Linked DNA regions of Homo sapiens: regions 1 and 2 are each linked to region 3. Evidence: chromatin contacts called from ENCODE Hi-C data. All regions are on one chromosome and are shown on one strand. The core of a region is the stretch at or near the end of the contact, and the rest is flanking DNA. Distances in the headings are between cores, read along the strand shown. Region 1 overlaps LOC124901329 (a long non-coding RNA gene). Region 2 overlaps EFHC1 (EF-hand domain containing 1). Region 3 overlaps LOC124901332 (a long non-coding RNA gene).

Region 1 (3,254 bases), core at 517-3,016, 940 kb before region 3:
AGAGGCACCAGGGAGGCCAGCAATGCAACCCAGTAGCTACTTTCTGAGACACAGACAGAGGCAATTTTATGTGGATGGTTTTCCTTTGAAGATGTGTGGCCAGCTTTTCAAAGATAAAGTAAAATGTCTCCTTAGACATCAGGAAGGTTTGCCTCCAACTGTCGGGGATGTCTGCCCACTCAGAGGTCCTGCTGAAGATGGGACAATGTGGAGAGAGCTCTGGTCCTGTGGGCTCTAAGAGATCAAGCATCTGGCTCTATGAACAGAGAACAGATGACCTGCTTTGGTTCTCCAATATTGATTCAGTTTGACCTGCATGGTCTGGGCCAGGGAAGCCACCTGCTCAGCCTCTTCACTCTCAGCCACAAGCACAGCAGCAATGGCTCTCCTTTGCAGGACAGCTTGTGCAAGATGTTGCAGTCCCCCCTGAGCTTGATGCTGAAAGCATGCTTTGAGGGTGGTGGAGGCCTTTGAGTTGAGTTGGGTACAGTGATGTGTGAGTGTGTGTGACTTTCCTAATAAAAGTCAATGAAATTTTCCCCCAGGTAACCGTGGAAGCTCAGGGTTGAGTTAGTTGATGAATATCAGGCCTTCCATTATGAAGTGAATGCAGGTATGAATGAAATTATATCTGTGTAACCACACATCAGTATCTTCCCTCCATGTTCTTACAGAATCAGTCAGCAATACAAGAGCCAAAGTAAAACAGCTCAGAGAAAATAAGACTCATTCTTAGTGTGGATATCATTCTTTTCCTCACACAGACTTCCTCTCCTTAATGACCCCTTCCTTCTAAAGGACTTTTCATTTTTCCTGGCCTTCTTGTAGCAGGACGAGCCACAGACAGAGCTCCTCAGACACGGAATTAAAGAAGGAAGGAATTTATTCGGCTGGGAGCATTGGCAAGACTCCTGTCTCAAGAGCCAAGCTCCCCAAGTGAGCAATTCCTGTCCCTTTTAAGGGCTCACAACTCTAAAGGGGTCCACATGAGAGGGTTCTGATGGATTGAGCAAGCAGCGGGTATGTGACTGGGGGCTGCATGCACCAGTAATCAGAACGAGACAGAACAGGACAGGGATTTTTACAATGCTCTTCCATACAATGTCTGGAATCTATAGATAACATAACCAGTTAGGTCAGGGGTTGATCTTTAACTACCAGGCCCAGGACGCGGCGCCGGGCTGTCTGCCTGTGGATTTCATTTCTGCCTTTTAGTTTTTACTTCTTCTTTTGTTGGAGGCAGAAATTGGGCATAAGACAATATGAGGGGTGGTCTCCTCCCTTATTCTGACTCTCTTCACCAAGCAAACACATTGGCAAAATTCTACAGAAGTCTCTCCCACACACTAAAATCAAGGAGTGCCCTGAAAAACCAAAATAAGGGCCGGGCACAGTGGCTCATGCCTGTAATCCCAGCACTTTGGGAGGCCGAGGCGGGCGCATCACCTGAGGTCAGAAGTTGGAGACTAGCCTGACCAACATGAAGAAACCCTGTCTCTACTAAAAATACAAAAATAAAAATAAAAAAAAAATTAGCCGGACGTGGCGGTGCATGCCCATAATCCCAGCTACTAGGGAGGGCTGAGGCAGGAGAATCCCTTGAACCCGGGAGGCAGAGGTTGCAGTGAGCCAAGATTGCATCATTGCACTCCAGCCTGGGCAACAGAGTGAGACTCCGTCTCAAAAATAAAAATTAAAAAAAAAAAAATTGGCAAAATTCTACAGGAAGTCCCTCCCACACACTAAATTCAAAGAGTGCCCTGACAAACCAAACTGCTTCACCAGTTTTACTTGCCCTGATCATCTAACGTCCCCCACAAGCAGGCACATGAAGATGGTTAGTTTTTTGTTTTGTTTTTGTTTTGTTTTAAGACAAAAAGCCAAGACCTTTTTCAATCTCGGGTTTCTGCCTTTTAGTTAAAAAATTCACTCTATATTTCAATCTATTATGAGGAAGGACCTGCTTGACAGGAGTGAAAAAAAAATCAATTATTCCTTAAAGTTTTCAGAAAGAAAAACCACATGGAAGAATAGACTTTAACATTAGCATTGGATATTTCTAGATCTCAGCGCTCTCACATTGCCAAGTCACTTGGAATGTCTAATCAGCTGCCTAATGGAGGAACTGAGACTGCAAAGCATTCTTGACACACCACTGCAGTGCTTTCTCTTTCATACTGCAGTGCTTTCCTGCTGTTTCTTACTTAATGAAAATCTACTTCCATAATATCATGATGTGTTTTTTGAGCTGCTCTTTCTCTAAGAGCTGGTGTCCATCCTAGGTGGGGCTAGGAGTCAGAAGATGCATGCATATTCTAGCTCCAAAGGGTGTGTGACCTTAGGAAAGTTACCCTCCCTTTCTCTGTCCCAAGTGTTCTCCTTATAAAACAAGCATGTTGGACTCACCTAATCCTAACTAAGGCCTTTAGTTGCTGTAACATCTTAAAATTAATTCAAAAGACCAGATCTCACAGGATCTCTGCTAAGATGGCTATAACTTGTCGTCTTAGAGATTGTTTCTAAGGTAGTAAAATAAATACAACGTGGTAAATATTATGAACTCAGCAACGCATTCCACAAATATTTATTGAGCCCCTTTAATGTGCTAGGAATTATGACAGGCACAGGAGATGAAGTGAGACAGCCATTATAGATACTAAATCTCATGTTCGTTATCGGATCAGCAGCTTGGAAAAAGAATCAGTACTTTGTCATTTCTTTCTAGGTAGCTGTTTGTGACTGGAAAGTCTGTGCTTGTTATTGCTGGCAAATTCTTGACGTGGGCAGGACTGCATATTCTGGCACTTAGGACTTTAATGATTTCCATGAATCTTTTCATGTAGTAATTAAACATATTTCCTAAAATTCTATCTAGGTGGGAGTCACTGCCACCACCTTGAGACTTACTGTAGTCTCATTGTAATAGTATGCTTCCTGTCTACCTGTCTGAAAAATTACTCTATTACTGGACTTTTTGGCATCTTCCACTTGAAAATGACAACTTAGCCAACCGACAGTGATCAAGAGGAAATGAGAGTTTCTGTTCTCCTTTCTTTGCCTTATGATTTCTTTTGATGTAAGACATCATGATCCGACTTTAGCAATACCGCCTCTTCATCGGGCTCACAACTCTGTGCTACATGAATTCCTTTGCTTCCTCCTTAGTTATTAACTCAAGTTACCATCTTAGATGGCAGGCCTTTTCATAAAGCCACTTAAAGTCCCTCCAAGCAGTGCTAGACTGCTCTCACTGG
Region 2 (3,272 bases), core at 722-3,221, 750 kb before region 3:
TTACTTAAGACTGAGAAGCTGAGATCTGACAGCACCAACACAAGGTATAAAAGAGATTTCATGAAAGACCAAAGCCAGCAGGCCATTTCTGTGGTGTCCAAACACTCGCTGCTCACCTGTTTATACAAAGCAGCAAGTATAGGAGCCACAAACGTCAGAGCAAATCACTTTTTCTACTAAAATCCTGAATGGCAGTGCAGCCATTAGATGTCACTAATTACCTTATGCTACAGTCATAGCTGGCATGCATCTGGAGTGTCAGGTTCAGGTGGTGGAAGGGAGCTGAGCATTACCCTGTAGCAAGCAATATTGTAGGAAGCAGAAATGATCATCACTTCAAACTGGCCACCAGGGAGTTGAAAGATTCTAATACACACACACACCCACACACACACACACACAAAGAGAGAATGAGAATTATTAAGATTAGCACTGGTAGCTGAAGCTATCAGGTCTAACTGAAGCATTTGACTAAGACTGCTTATAGTGCTTACGGCTTTGGGACTAATAAAAATCTGCCTTGCGGGTAAAGATGGGCTGTGAGTTAGCCACTACTCAGAAACCTGGGCCTGTACCTTGTCTGCACCATCAGGGGGCCTTGAAAATACCATCCAATTAAGGTGTATCAAATCCATATCTATAGGCTTTGAGGGTATTTGGGACACATAGGTAGAGAAGACGTCTCTAAATGTTGTCCAGAGAATCCACTTGGTTAAGTGACTCCTGAGTATCCTGCTGGCACATAAGTTCATTTTAAAAAGCCAATATGAGTGCTTTATATGTACCATGAACTTAGCATTCAGTATCTCTAAATCTCTCACCATGACTCCCCACAAAACATGAAACCCTTTTGACACAGATGCACAAAAAGACTCGGAAGGGTTAACTGCTTGAGTTCACCTAGCTTCTCATGGCAGAGCAGGACCCAACTCTACAATGAAGCTTGCCATGCATCAGAACCACTCACCTTCACCTCAAGCAAACATTTCCTCTTTCTCACACCCCATGGGTGTCCTTGACTAACTGCCACCTGTAACTGCACTCATCTTTTGAGATCTTTTTCCAAAGAAAGATGGTTCTGGTAAACACAGCAAGCAGCTACAGCCAACAGCAGCCATGTAAGTGACACCAGCAATCCCCACTATTACTAATACTTGGATGTCTTCTAGTCAGCACCAACATATTTGTTGGCCTTTACACAAACGAAACCCCATTTCCTCCAAGCTAAATAACATCATAGTATAGTAGGCATCAAGGATGATGTGCTTGTTTCTGGAGCTTCCTACCCACAAACCCCATGTTAAGAAAACCTCTTTTCCACTTTACTATTAAAGAGTCAAATAAAAATGATGCTTATTGCTATCCAGCACTTGACATAACTGACTCTCCATCCTTAATTCCCTAATTCATATCACAATGGACAAATACGGGTCAAAATATATAAGAAATGACTAATATAGTGAAAAATAATAGACATGAGGGCTAAAATTCATTGCAAACTCCTTTAAGCAAACGTAAACATCCACGTTAAAAGCATCACTGTATAAAAGCACGTCAAGGAAATAATTATGAGACAATTCTGATAATTTTCTGCCTTTTATTGTTATTTCAGAAAATATTTGATCATTTGTTCCAAAATGTACATTTAAAAAATCCATACAAAACTGTAATTTGTTTTAAAACCAGACAGAAACAGTGGAAAAATGATTTTGAAAAAAAGTTCACCAAAAGCAAAAAGACACCCCTCCCCCCAACCCTTTTTTACATGAAAGCATAAATACGGCAGGTACAAATTTTCCTTGAGTTCCTTGTTGAAATTTGGTCCATATGAACAGGCTAGAGTAGAAAACAGACACTTTGTCCACATTTGCATTATCAGTTGCTCAGGGCACCAGCAGCCTTAGTTCATCCTTCAGATGTTTTTTTAAACAGAGGAACCGAAAAATGAGGTTTACAGTCTCATCACATGAACACTCAAATCTGTACCCAAGGAAACAGCGGTATTATATTTACTGTCACAGCTAGACCCTATCAGGTGAACAGGGCTCTCCACCTGCGGCTGTTGCTTCGCAAAATATCCTTCCTCTCCACGTGAACAAGTAGCTCTAGAGTGCTTTTAGGCAGAGTGACGGTGATGTCATGGGCACCACGCCAATCTTATTCCTGGACAATGACTTAAGCCCCATCGTGAGAATGGTTTTTTCCTCTTCAACACATTTTTTAAAAATAGACCTCTAAGATGATGCTACATGTTCTAAAAGAGTGCCACAGAAACCCACCCAGGATCACAAGAATGACAACAAAAGGAAAGTGGCTATTTCTTGTGTAAGGGATGACGACTCCCCCTCCCATGGGTCCCATTTCTCCCCCAGTTGCAGGTGTTTTAAGGGACAGAAAGGCTGTGGAAAGGACCACTGGCTGGGAGAGTTATTGCACAACCCGGAAGAGTGAGAAAAACGTGGGCGGGCAAGGGGTAGGGGAGAGGGTTGCTGCGACTAAAACAAGGTAACACTGAATTAGGAGCTCGAACAGTTCTGCAACAGTCAGACATGTATGTGTTTATGTGTTAGCACTTGGAGACTGGGAAGTAAAAGTAAACACCTTTATCATATAAACTTTGGGCTGAATGGGAAGCAAAATAGACCAAAAGAGGTTACGGCAAGTGGGCCTTTTAAAAAAAATCTGGGGGTGGGGAAAATAACGGAGAAGGAGTTTGCTATGTGGGGCCAGAGGAGAGTTTTCGAAGTGGGGGCTGGAAGCTCTGGGCTTCTCTTAATAGGTATGCTTGTGGTTGGGCCACCTCACAGACTTCCACAGCCACCCAGCTGGGCCAGAAGAGAACTGACACAAGGGAGAAACCAAAAACAAAACAGAACACACCACAGACCCTAATCCTGGGCAGCGGGGTTAGAAACAAATGGGGTGAAACTGTCACAATCCGTGTCCCTTTTATATATAACTATACTGAGGTATGGTGTCCTTGGCTGCCGTCGAGCCCTGGCAACTGGGGGCTGGCCACGGAGTACAAGTTGAAAACCACACAGCAAAGTAAGGCACTTATTCTCACACACAGGCGCACGCACGCAATCTGCTTGGGACAAAAAGTCTACAGGGGTTGCCAAGCACGAAAGGCTACATGGAGACTGCAAATCCCAATGCTCGTCTTTATAGCTCTGCCACTCCAGGGAACTCCATAAAAGAATGAGGCAGCTTTCACTGGGGAGAACTGGTCTTCAGCCTTTGCAAGGTGGAGCTAACACTCATGTGAGTAG
Region 3 (2,946 bases), core at 281-2,780:
AACACCAGTTGCTGGGCCCCACCCCTGGAGTCTCAGGTTCAGCAGGTCTAGGGCGAGGTCGGAGGATGTGCACTTCTAATACGTTCCCAGGTGGTGCTGAGGCTGCTGGTCTGGGGGCCACATTGAGAAACACTGACTTGAATGACTTGATGCTGTTGCTGGCCTGCTTTGTAAACTTCTTAGACCCTATCCAGTAATTGCCTTTCTTTTCTTTTCTTTTCTCTTTTCTTTTTCTTTTTTTTTTTTTTTGAGACAGAGTTTCACTCTTGTTGCCCAGGGTGGAGTGCAATGGTGATATCTTGGCTCAGTGCAACTTCCGCCTCCTGGGTTCAAGTGATTCTCCTACCTCAGCCTCCAAAGTAGCTGCGATTACAGGCATGTGGCACCACACCTGGCTAATTTTTTTGTATTTTTAGTAGAGACAGGGTTTTACCATGTTGGCCAGGCTGGTCTCGAACTCCTGACCTCAAGTGATCCACCCATCTCAGCCACCGCACCCAGCCAGTAATTGCCATTCATAAAGAAAGCCAAGATGACACCTACAGAGCAAAATTATGTGATATTCAGGAATAAACACTGAAACATTATTTTGATTAGAATAATAGCTGCACGGAACAGAAACTTAGCTATAAGAGCTTAAGCAAATAACAGTTTGTTTTTCTTACATTCCCAAGAAGACTAGAAGCTGTGATAGGCTGGTGAAATGACTTCACCTCATCAGGGGTCAAGGCTCTTGCTAACTTTCTCTTCTGTCATCCTTGGTAAATGATCTTTGTCCTCATGGTCACAAGATGGCTGCTGCATCTCCATGTATTGCCTCTGCACTCTAGGCAGGAAAATGAATGATGAAGAAAAATGCATGTATGAGCTTTTCTGAAAGTCCCTCTAGAGACTTCTGTTCCCATCTCATGGGTTAGAACTATGTCACATGGCCACACCAAGCTTCAAGGGAGCCTCAGCACTCATTGACCCACATAAAATGGGGTTCCCGTCGATGAGAAAGGAAGGAAGAATGGGTGGTAATCAGCAGGCTCTGGGATGCACTCACCTGCTTGACTCCCAAAGGGTCACATTGCGTACTCAGGCCAGAGCCACCTACAGTGCTAAACCAGCCACGCAACAAGTGAAAGGGACAGAGAAAAGACATGAAGCCACTTCTGTACTAGCATTTCTTGCCTCCTGCTAATGGGTGTTATATGAAAAGGGAAAACTGAACTAGAACTTCTTTACTATAGACTTCTGAGAAGTTTTATTAAGCTTATGTATGTGATGACATTCCAAGGCAGGAACAAACATACTGCATTTTCCAAGCTTATTTGACCACAGAGGCTTTTTAAAAATTTTTCTGGAGCATCTCTCTGAACTACATTCCATGGAAATTTTTGCCAGAAAACCTTGATATATACAGTGTCAACTATCAGTGTGTTTTTTAAGACTCCTTACGAGAAAAAAAGCCAAGTATGTTCTTCTTACATCAGTGAGATAGTTCTACTTTTTTTAAGGGGAAGGAAATGAAAATAGGAACAGTTTGTGAGTCAGGGCGGGGGGTGTGATACCAGCCTGCCACCTGAGAACCATGCAACCTTGACAGGCCTGGTGGCCTCCCTAGAGTCTCCTGTGGTTTTTTTTTTTTTTTTTTTCTGTGAGACAGAGTCACCCAGGCTGGAGTGCAGTGGTGCGATCTCGGCTTACTGCAACCTCTGCCTCCCGGGTTCAAGTGATTCTCCTGTCTCAGCCTCCAGACTAGCTGGGATTACAGGTGCGTGCTACCACACCTGGCTGATTTTTGTATTTTTAGTAGAGATGGGGTTTCGCCATGTTGGCCAGGCTTGTCTTGAATTCCTGACCTCAGGTGATCCGCCCCCCCTTGGCCTCCCAAAGTGCTGGGATTACAGACATAATCTACCACGCCCGGCCAGAGTCTTCTGTTCTTACTTGCAAAACAAGATCTGTAGGCAAGCACCAGGATGCATCCCAATAAACCAAAATTCTGCAACTTCACAGCTCCTAGAAAGATCAAGAAGGGATGCCTGAATCAATCTTTGGTAATGGGAGATAGAGGATATATGCCCTCCTGTTGGGCGACAGAGTGAAACCCCGTCTCAAACACTGGAGATGGACTCTCGGGGTTTTGACATGTTGGCCAGGCTGGTCTTGAACTCCTGACCTCAGGTGATCCGCCTGCCTTGGCCTCCCAAAGTGCTGGGAGCACAGGTGTGAGCCACCACACCAGGCCTGGTTCTCCCCTTTTAAGGGCTCATGCATTCTATTAAGCTCACCTAGATAATTTAGGATAATCCCCCCATCTCATCACATCTGCAAAGTCCCCTTTGCCATATAAGGTAACATATCTACAAGTTCTAGGAATTAGGACATGGACATCTTGGGACTCATGGGCATTCTGTCTACCATGCAGATGAAATCTATTGTTTAAAGAAGTATAAACAGTGTTGGGAAACTGAAGACTATAACAAAAAATTCAAATTAGGCTTAATAGTATGTGAGACAAGCAGTACAAAAGGTAGAGAAGGTTTATGTGAGAAAAGAAAAGAAAAAAAAACCCAAGAAAGGAGATCAATTACAATACAAGCAAAAGTAGGACAACACTAGTTACGAGCTGGAAGCACGTGAATCCTTTAAGAGCCCGAGCAAAGGGCAAAGGTTTAGTATGGGATTGTTGGAGTTTCTTTCTATTATATATTGTACCTTCACCAATAGAACTAAAAGTCTAAAATCACACTATTTAAAAACCGAGAATGTATCAGCATTAACCAGATTGATCCTACAGGCGCTGCTTGACTTTCAGGTGTGGAGGTGGTAGGAAGAGCCACAGAATGGCCTGAAATAATTGCAGAGCTCCAGTGTTTGAAGAATGTATAGGAACCTGGTGAGGTGAAGGCACCCGTGCCTTTGCTTAGTGGCTTCAGGATGTGGAATAAAAAGGAA

The links. A loop is a pair of places that touch in the nucleus more often than their neighbours do. Pooled maps may share reads with other maps.
Region 1: a pooled map shows a loop between it and region 3 (2.4-fold over the local background). The contact joins two enhancer-like sites. A Hi-C loop is called at or near these places in 2 of 37 single-sample maps with no recorded cell type and 4 of 50 pooled maps.
Region 2: a pooled map shows a loop between it and region 3 (4-fold over the local background). The contact joins two enhancer-like sites. A Hi-C loop is called at or near these places in 2 of 37 single-sample maps with no recorded cell type and 4 of 50 pooled maps.

Annotation. Positions count from the first base shown.
Region 1 is chr6:52,303,030-52,306,283 of GRCh38, forward strand. The region is part of intron 1 of LOC124901329 (a long non-coding RNA gene); the gene reads right to left. Among named protein-coding and RNA genes, the nearest start is that of MCM3, 20 kb to the left of the region's middle. RefSeq lists a silencer at 1,162-1,456 and an enhancer at 3,112-3,181. Within about 2 kb of position 1,767, at least 6 of the 41 ENCODE cell types and tissues checked have a DNase peak (open chromatin) inside an H3K27ac peak, as active enhancers do.
Region 2 is chr6:52,495,825-52,499,096 of GRCh38, forward strand. It overlaps EFHC1 (EF-hand domain containing 1), which reads left to right. Exons shown (of 11, transcript NM_018100.4): 11 at 1-1,374. TRAM2 (translocation associated membrane protein 2) reads right to left here. Exons shown (of 11, transcript NM_012288.4): 11 at 1,584-3,272. Among named protein-coding and RNA genes, the nearest start is that of EFHC1, 77 kb to the left of the region's middle. RefSeq lists a silencer at 1,990-2,191. Within about 2 kb of position 1,972, at least 12 of the 41 ENCODE cell types and tissues checked have a DNase peak (open chromatin) inside an H3K27ac peak, as active enhancers do.
Region 3 is chr6:53,243,606-53,246,551 of GRCh38, forward strand. It overlaps LOC124901332 (a long non-coding RNA gene), which reads right to left. Exons shown (of 4, transcript XR_007059612.1): 2 at 1,936-2,007; 3 at 666-826; 4 at 440-539. Among named protein-coding and RNA genes, the nearest start is that of MIR5685, 32 kb to the right of the region's middle. Within about 2 kb of position 1,531, at least 5 of the 41 ENCODE cell types and tissues checked have a DNase peak (open chromatin) inside an H3K27ac peak, as active enhancers do.